Regions from separate parts of the Homo sapiens genome. Here region 1 is linked to region 2. Evidence: chromatin loops called from intact Hi-C (ENCODE). Cell type or tissue: Calu3. All regions are shown on one strand.

The links. A loop is a pair of places that touch in the nucleus more often than their neighbours do. Peaks named below come from ENCODE experiments on the same cell type or tissue, not always from the same donor. Only the 100,000 strongest peaks of a DNase experiment are listed, where the experiment ranks them.
Region 1: a loop joins it to region 2, with 6 times the contacts of the local background. A loop is called at or near these places in 7 of 110 quality-filtered maps.

Annotation. Positions count from the first base shown.
Region 1 is chr10:37,260,142-37,265,141 of GRCh38, reverse strand. It overlaps a transcript of ANKRD30A not described here and the pseudogene ATP8A2P1. Among named protein-coding and RNA genes, the nearest start is that of LINC00993, 47 kb to the left of the region's middle. In Calu3, no CTCF peak of the experiment used is centred here; no DNase peak of the experiment used is centred here.
Region 2 is chr10:36,897,093-36,902,092 of GRCh38, reverse strand. No RefSeq gene overlaps it. Among named protein-coding and RNA genes, the nearest start is that of ANKRD30A, 230 kb to the left of the region's middle. In Calu3, no CTCF peak of the experiment used is centred here; a DNase peak (open chromatin) is centred at 1,882.

The DNA.
Region 1 (5,000 bases), 360 kb before region 2:
AATCTCAGTCTTTCTAGTTCAAAGAGACGGAACAATGAGAGATGCTGGTTCATAGAGCTGTTAGATTTAACTTCCACAGATGACTCAGCAGAGGATAACTACTAATCAGAGTACAACATCAAAACTGTAACCAGTATAATCACTGGATTATGAGCAACTCAAAATAGCTCCAGTTTCCAAAGGGCCATAAACTGCACATATCAGTACTATGTGCAATTAACACATAATTTATTATGAAAATGTGGACATGCCAGGTAAGTAAGGGGATTTAGGTTGACTTTTTATAATACTTTAAATTTGAAATGCCATTTCTGTGGATTGGATGACATCTTCCAGGTGCTTTAATTTGGTTTACCTCCTGATAGATCCTGACAGAAAGAGGTAGCACCAGCGTCTATCAAACCTCAATACAGTTGTAAAACACAGAGAGCCTGCTTGCCTACACATGGAGAAACATTGTTATCACAAGACACAGAAGGCAAACTTCCAATCTGGCATACTTACCTGTCCTCTCATATTTGGGGCAATGAGAATGGTGGACCAGATGGCTGAGTAGATGCCAAAGAACACCAGACTGGTCAGCATGCTTCCCCAGACAGCCAGATGACTGAACTGCAGAGGAAAACAGTCACTCAGACAGGGCTTCTTGGCTGGCATGGCAGATTCACCCGAACTCCACCCACTACAGAATCCCTGCATCCTAGCTACCTCTTCTTATGGAAAGATTCTCATGGCTCATAGCTTACTGGGGAGGTCAATCTTCCTAATTTCCTTGTCTCAGAATTTTTAACAATGACTTCAAGTAATGAGTGTCCCCAAAGTACTCTGAAGATGAACACACTTTTGCTGTCATGGCTGGCCTTTCTCTAAGATTTATCCCATAGTGACAGCAGGCCCCTCTCAGTTCATGGCAAGGGTTTGCTCCAACCTAAGGCTGTATACAACAAGGATTCATTAATCTGGTGAGAGAGTGGCTGAATGGACAAAATCAATAATATGTTTTTATTGATCATTTTGGGACTTCAATTGTTCTGTTCAATTTGCAAAAACTGTTTTTAAAAAAAATCTGAAATGGATATTGCCTCTTAACAATGTTTCTTTAAGCATCTACTGAGTTGTTCATTTTTCCTCCTTTGTCCTCTTAATATGATGATCCTTGACTTCTTTCTTTCTTCCACAACTCACAATCTAATCCATATGCAAGTTCTGTTAGCTTTTAAAAAGATAAAATAAATCCAGGCTCTGACCACTTCTCACTGCCTCCTCCTCTAACATCCCAGGCTAATTAAGACATCATCACATTTAACCTGGATTAATTGCCACTGTCTCTTAGGGCAGTGGGCCCCAACCCACGACACAGGCCATGGACTGGTACCAGACCATGGCCTGTTAGGAACCAGGCTGCACAGCAGGAGGTGCGCAACAGGTGAGCAAGCAAAGCTACCTCTGTATTTACAGCCATTCCCTATCACTGGCATTCCCACCTGAAGCTCTGCCTCCTGTCAGATCAGCAGTGGCATTAGATTCTCATAGGAGCACGAACCCTATTGAGAACTGCGCATGCGAAGGACCTAGGTTGCGTGTTCCTTCTGAAAATTTAATGCCTGATGATCTCTCACTGTCTCCCATCACCCCTAGATGGGGCTATCTAGTTGCAGGAAAACAAGCTCAGGACTCCCACTGATTCTGTATTATGGTGAGTTGTATAATTATTTTCTTATACATTACAATGTAATATATAAGAGAAATAAAGTGCATAATAAACGTAATGTTCTTGAATCATCCTGAAACCAGCTCCTAGGAGACTCATGGAAGTCCCCTTGTCCATAGAATAACTGTCTTCCATGAAACCAGTCTCTGGTGCCAAAAAAGTTGGGGACTGCTATCTTAGGAGATTACCTATTCCACATTGACTTACCACCTCATACTCATTTTTTTTTTTTTTTAGCAGAGCATTTAAATATCAGGCAGGTCATGACACTTCATGAGAAACAAACATAAAGATTTAGATATAATCTTTAAATGCTGAAAATAACGAAAATGTCTAAAATAAGAGACTGCTGAAATAAATGATGGAACATCTATAAAACTTAATCTTTAATCATAAACAATAATTTTGTTGAATTAGATTTTAAGGCATAGAAATTGTGTCTAATTTTTTTTAATAACAAAGCCTTGTGTTCTGCATCATCTTATTTAAAAATACACACACACACAGACATAGAACAATGTCTGGAAGGATCCCCAGCAAAGCATTAGTAGTGGCTGTCTCTTGATGATAAAATTATGGAAATTAAATTTTTTTAGTCTTTATTTTCTATATATTTGTGTATGTATATGCTTTTTGTTTTTACAATGAGGCTTTACATTTGAAATGAGATGACTGTTGTTAGCTTAGAGGTGTATTAGGTGCCAAGCAAATAAATCACCAAGAGAATTTGGATTGCAAATTTGCTCCAATAAAGATCAATCCACAATTTTTACATAACAAATTTGAAATAAGATAGCCAGATGTTGTTTATTGTTTCCCCTAGGCTTAGAAATAAATCATAGCATGAAAATGTCTATACTGAATAGAGAAACAATTCTAGACAAAACTTACTTTAGTCCAAGCTGCAGTCTCAAAACCAGCTTTCTGACAATCAGTAACAAGAACATACTGTGGAAAGACAGAAGAGTTTGAAAAAACATTATTCTGAGTGAGTTATTTTCACTTTCCATGAGAAATCCCATGTCTCCACTCCAGATCTGCTTTCTCCAAGGCAGCTCAAGTTTGAAAATACAGCCATCTCAGCAGCTAACTCTCTAGGGGTTGTTTTTAGGGAACATACAGGCAGATTCACTTCCAGAAGAGCTCTCAATCTAGTGATGGACCTTCTCATAAATAGTAGAGAAAGACTTTCTGTTAGCTTGGATGATTTGGGAGACACCATCTTTCTGAGTGTTGTTCTCCTTTGCAGGTAGATGTGAAATGGTCATTTGAAGAATGGGGAAATCTGCTAATCACCTGTCAAGAAACTCTGACTTTGTATAACCTTCAAAAACAATAATGTAAGCACTTCATAACCATTCAGGCCTTTAAAGGATCTATCAAATACATTTTGAAGATTTAAAATAAGGAATGATAACAAGGAAGGTCTTATATAAAGGGTTTAGAGAAGTACAAGCCACACATGAGCTGCTTAAGAATGACTCAGTAAACAGAGATAAACTTACCGTGTAAACAATATTTTCAACAAATCAACAGGCAGTGGCATGACCACTGGTCAACACAGTATCTGAAAAAGAAAGAGGCTACTGCTAACTTCCTAGATCCTGAGCATGGCCACATATTTTATTCAAAATATTAAACACAGAACTTTAGAAACATCTGTAAACTCACAGGGGCATTTCAAAATCCCATTCTCGTGATTCTAATGCCTAATTTTGTTTCTAGGGCTAAAGTTTTGCATCTTATAGTCTGTCTAAATGAAGCAAACAAAGTCAAGCTTTCAACAAACCAAACAACCAAACACTTGATCTGCATTGGAATTTACATTTTTATGAAGATTAAAATTTCTATTTATCCAGTTTTTTGATAAGGAATAAGAAATTATTAACCTATTTTTATAAAATGCCAACATTGAACCTTTTTTCAAGTGTTCATTTATGATTCATCTTTAATTCTTTGCTAAATTTGGATTACAGATCAATAAAAAGATAACTATATGAATATAAAATCAATTTATAATGGCTGAGTTCTGAAATAATTTGGGGGGATATTTACTACTCATGTTCTTATTTGCAACTATGTGAGTTTCTGGAATCTATCAGTTGGAGGAATGCAAGCAATCCAATGACAGATGTTTAGAAAATACAGGAAGGATTTCAAAGCTTCAGTTTTCCTGTCTTGTCTTGTTTTTTCAAGGATGTCTATAACAATGTATATGACAACCACTAAGGCACAACTCTGGGAGAGTCATCTAATCATGTCAACTAAACCTGCACGGAGAAGCCTGATTTTTATCCTGAGGGGTCAGAGCCTATTTTTAAGATAAGCCTCAGTATCTTTGTATGACAGAGCCAACCACCTTTTATTCTTTTATATTTTTTTCAACTTTTATTTTACATTTGGGGGTAAAGTGCAAGTTTGTTAAAAAGATATTGTGGAATGTTAAGGCTGGAGTACAAACAAATCCATCATCCAGGTAGTGAGCATAGCACACAATTGGTAGTTTTTCAACCCTTTTTTCTCTCCCTCCCTTCTCATGTTCCCCAGTGTCTATTGTTCCCATCTATATGTACATGCATACTCAATGTTTAGTTCCCACTTATAAGTGAGAACATGTGGTATTTAGTTTTATTCTTTTTTATACTCAGTCCAGATTTGTGGCTCACAGGCTGGGTAGATAAAGACTTTTGTGTCCAAATTTCCAACCAGTAGCTGCTATACACACATATCTGGGCCTGCCGATTTTCCCATTTGCTTGTTGAAGAATCGACTTTTATGAAAGAATCAAGATCTGTTTATTTTCCTAAAACAACAGTAATGACGGAATCATAAGTAGAAGTGGGTAACCATGGGTCCCTGAATCCAGCTTCTAGGCACACACTTTCTCCTGTTTCTCCACAGTTAAGTTTGTGGATAAGGGAAGATTAATCATAAAAGCAATATTATAGGCTGCCCTAAACAGAGGGCCTGCTGCTGGGTAAGGTAAGAGTTACACTAGGAGAACAGGAAGACATATGGCCACTGACTTAAAACGGAACAATCCTAAATCTTAGGGGAGAGGTGGAAAATAGAGCCTGGAGCTTAGGCAGGACTTTATTAAAAGGGAAGGAAGGGAGCAAGTTAAATAAGGAATGGACAGGCTAAACTAACCCCAAGAAGGCAGCAAATCACTGTATTAGCAAATAGCTATTCAAAATTGTAGGAGTTTACTTTTTAGTAACTGGCCTTAAGATTGGTTTTACTAACAAGCGCAACACTATTTTTTCTTTTTTAGTTTTCTCTCTCTTTT
Region 2 (5,000 bases):
GTTAAGACTGGAAGCTTTGGATAACATACTTATTTCTGACTATCATGTGGCTGTTTTTTTTCAGTTGAAACTACAGGGCTATAGCATACTCCTATACATGGGGATAAGGTCACCTGTGAAGGGAATGGCTATTCCTATTAATACTATCAGTCATTCCAACAAAAACCATCCTGCAGCAGAAAATGAACACTCAGAAGAAAGGTGTTACGGGCTGAATTATGTCCCCTCATATATGTGACTGTATATGAAGACAGGGCCTTTAAGAGGTAATTAAGGTAAAATTACATCATTGGGATGGGCCCTAATGCAATATAACTGGTGTCCCTTAAGATGAGGCCATTATGACACAGAAGACAGAATGGGGGATGATGACCAGGTGAGGACACAGTGAGGAAGCCATCTGGAAACCAAGTTAAGGGACCTCAAAAGAAACCAATCCATTGATATCAGACTTCTAGTCTGCAGAACTGAGAGAAAATAGATTTCTGTTGTTTTGGCCATCTAGTCTGTGGTATTATATTATGATGGCCCTAACAAGCTGATAGAGAAGACTCCAGATTAGAATGAAGAAAAGTCACCTTCTCCTTCTGGTGCCAGGAGTTAGTTTGACTTTCACTCTGAGCTCTTGAGATTTCTAAGGCATTTCCAGAAGAAGCTGGTAAACTAGGCCCAGCCACTGGAAGCAGGTCAGGGGTGAGGCAGAAAGTCCGAATGGGGAAGGCAGGCCAAGTTTTTTCCTGGCTTGGGCCTGAGGTGTAACTTATTTCCTGCCCTGTACTTCTTTTCTGTTACAGTCAGACTTTCAATAAAATAATTATTAATATTATAACCTGACCTTTGGTTCTTTGGGATGGTTTGCCTCCTTTCATTGGAACAAGTAAAGAAGAAAAACTTCTGGGTACACTGGAGTTTCATTTCTATGAAGGAGGGTCATCAGGGAGCAGAGAGCAAGGGGAGCAAAACTGAGCAACTTGTGTTGAGCACACGTGAGGCCCAAGGTGCACCTCTCAGGCAGGAATACCTTAGAGGGAAAGGGGCCTAATTTCAGGCAGGCTAGAAGATGTCCTTGAAATTAAATTAAATGTAATATTATTTTCTATGGCAGTTTAATAAATTCTGAAGTATGCAGTTGGCATGAGGAAATGAGAGACATATTTTGAGAGTCTATACAGAATTCGATTTGGGAAGATGATTATGGGTTGGATATTCAAACTGCTGGTAAAAGGGTGAGACATTTAGATGTTAAAATCTAAAATCGCTGATCTGGAGAAACAGTGTGGCTCACTCTGTCAGTCAGAGAGTTTTTTACACATAGAGGGCACCAGCCAAAATAGAACTAGAAAGAAACCGATACACACACACATTAATGTGTATATTTTTAAATATATAAACAAATATATACCATATGTAAATATATGGTAAACATATAAGTAAATAAGAATTAAAATAGAGATGTTTAAACATAAACTCTGTGATGCTGTCTTATAGTGAAAGATGGTGTTTCTTCATGTAGGTGAGAGGCAACTTAGCTATATCTAACTAGAGATACTACACGTAATTACATGCATGAACATGTATTTCTCCATATATATATAAAGATAAATATTTATTTTTAAAAATCCCCAAATCTCACATAATCACACATAACCCCACAAAGCAGATGTGATTCCACGTTCCCTGGAGGATCTCACATAAACACACATACATACACACACACACACACACACAGATGCACTTTCACTGGGAGGATCTCACATACACACACACACACACACACACACACACACACACACACCCCAGATGTACTTCCAAGTTCTCTGGAAGACACTCTGCTTTTCTGCCACCTTGTGGCAGCACAGGGAGCAAACAAGCCCACAGGAGTTTTTTCTGCCAGTTTTATAAGACATTTTATAGTTGGCAAATACCTGGCCATTGACCTTTAACCAGAGCATGCCCAGCAGCCATTTCCCTCTAGTAGAAAAGCTGCCCACACCTCCAGAACCTCTCAATGAGGCTAGGTGCCCATGTTTTGAGTATGTAAGGTGGATGCATCCAATGGTGTCCCACATCAGGTGGGTGAAGAAGAGGCTTTCCTCTTCAGAATTTTTCAGAATGCGCTGGGGGCAGTGCAGTTGTGGGGGGTTACGGTGGTACAGGGCCAGAGGGGCAGCAGGTCCAGAGGAGGACCACGCAGGGCGCCCTTGAGACTTTCTGGACGCAGACTGAGAAAGCCTGTTAGGGCAGTCTAGTGGGTCTACAGCACTCCTTATGGCAGCCTGAGGAACACCTGGATGAAAGGCAGCAGGAGAGCCATGTGCCTGAGACCTCACACCAGTGTGAGCAGCAGGGAAACAGGGGTCTGGCTTAACAAAACCCCTGGACTGCAATGTAGGTGGTTGACAAGGAAGAACAGTTCAGTGGTAGAGTGTTGGGCACTACCTTCCCAGCTGGATGAATAATGCATGTCCCAAAACTAGGGCCCAGCTTGTGGTTGAGGCAGTTCATTGTGCTGGATTCAAGTGAACTTGCTCAAGTGGGGATGCTACTGACCATCCTCAGGCCTTGGGCTGGGAACACTGTTAGCTTTTTGTCTGGCTTGTGCTTGTCAAAACAAGGCTGGATAATGCATGGCTACACAAGCCAAAAAAATGGATGATCTCTTCTGTTATTTGATGCTCAGGAAGACAGTGACCAGGTAGAAATTGAATGGAAGAACACCTAATTTGATCAGGTATAGTAGGTTTTTGATGCTCCCGTTCATGCCAACACAGTTGGTCAGCACTCTTTGTTGATCTCCACAAGTGTGTGTGCAAGCTGGCCCAAACACCAAGGGAAATAGTGTCTCTGATCTGGACATCCAACATGAAGCTGCATCTTCTCACGAGACCAGAGGATCAACACTCAGTGGGGTCTCAGTGTTTTAAAATCACTGATCCGCAGAAACAGTGCAGCCCAGTCTGCTAGTCTGAAGTGTTTCACTCATACAGGGCATCACCTAAGAAAAAACTAGAAATAGGAGGAGTGGAGCCAAGATGGCTGAATAGGAACAGCTCCAGTCTACAGCTTGCAGCGTGAGTGACACAGAAGACAGTGATTTCTGCATTTCCAACTGAGGTACCAGGTTCATCTCACTGGGGAATGCCAGACAGTGGGTGCAGGACAGTGGGTGCAGCGCAACATGCATGAGCCGAAGCAGGGCAAGGCATCGCCTCACCCAGGATGTGCGAGGGATCAGGGAATTCCCTTTCCTAGTCAAAGAAAGGGGTGACAGACAGCACCTGGAAAATTAGGTCACTCCCACCCTAATACTGCGCTTTTCCAACGGGCTTCACAAACGGCACACCAGGATATTATATCCCGCACATGACTCGGAGGGTCCTACGCCCACGGAGCCTTGCTCATTGCTAGCACAGCAGTCTGAGATCAAACAGCAAGGCGGCAGCAAGGCTGGGGGAGGGGCGCCCACCATTGCTCAGGCTTGAGTAGGTAAAAAAAGTGACCCAGAAGCTCGAAGTGGGTGGAACCCACCACAGCTCAAGGAGGCCTGCCTGCCTCTGTAGGCTCCACCTCTGGGGGCAGGGCACAGACAAACAAAAGACAGCAATAACCTCTGCAGACTTAAATGTCCCTGTCTGACAGATTTGAAGAGAGAAGTGGTTGTCCCAACATGCAGCTTGAGATCTGAGGACGGGCAGACTGCCTCCTCAAGTGGGTCCCTGACCCCCGAGTAGCCTAACTGGTAGGAACCCCCCAGTATGGGCAGACTGAAACCTCACACGGCTGGGTACCCCTCTGAGACAAAACTTCCAGAGGAACGATCAGGCAGCAGCATTTGCGGTTCACCAATATCTGCTGTTCTGCAGCCACCGCTGCTGATACCCAGGCAAACAGTGTCTGGAATGGACCTCCAGTAAACTCTAACAGACCTGCAGTTGAGGGTCCTGACTGTTAGAAGAAAAACTAACAAACAGAAAGGACATCCACACCAAAACCCCATCTGTACATCACCATCATCAAAGACCAAAAGTAGATAAAACCACAAAGATGGGGAAAAAACAGAGCAGAAAAACCAGAAACTCTAAAAATCAGAGCGCCTCTCCTCCTCCAAAGGAACGCAGCTCCTCACCAGCAATGGAACAAAGCTGGACGGAGAATGACTTTGACGAGTTGAGAGAGGAAGGCTTCAGAAGATCAGACTACTCCGAGCTAAAGGAGGAAGTTCGAACCAACGGCAAAGAAGTTAAAATCTTTGAAAAAAAATTAGACGAATGGAAAACTAGAATAATCAATGCAGAGAAGTCCTTAAAGGATCTGATGGAGCTGAAAACCATGGCACAAGAAATACCTGACGAACGCACAAGCCTCAGTAACCGATGTGATCAACTGGAAGAAAGGGTATCAGCGATGGAAGACGAAATGAATGAAATGAAGAATGAAGAGAAGATTAGAGAAAAAAGAATAAAAAGAACAAAGCCTCCAAGAAATATGGGACTATGTGAACAGACCAAATCTACATCTGATTGGTGTACCTGAAAGTGACGGGGAGAATGGAACCAAGTTGGAAAACACTCTGCAGGATATTATCCAGGAGAACTTCCCCAATCTAGCAAGGCAGGCCAACATTCACATTCAGGAAATACAGAGAATGCCACAAAGATACTCCTCGAGAAGAGCAACTCCAAGACACATAATTGTCAGATTCACCAAAGTTGAAATGAAGGAAAAAATGTTAAGGGAAGCCAGAGAGAAAGGTCAGGTTGCCCACAAAGGGAAGCCCATCAGACTAACAGTTGATGTCTCGGCAGAAACTCTACAAGCCAGAAGAGAGTGGGGGCCAATATTCAACATTTTTAAAGAAAAGAATTTTCAATCCAGAATTTCACATCCAGGAAAGCTAAGCTTCATAAGTGAAGGAGAAATAAAATACTTTACAGACAAGCCAATGCTGAGAGATTCTGTCACTAACAGGCCTGCCCTAAAAGAGCTCCTGAAGGAAGCAC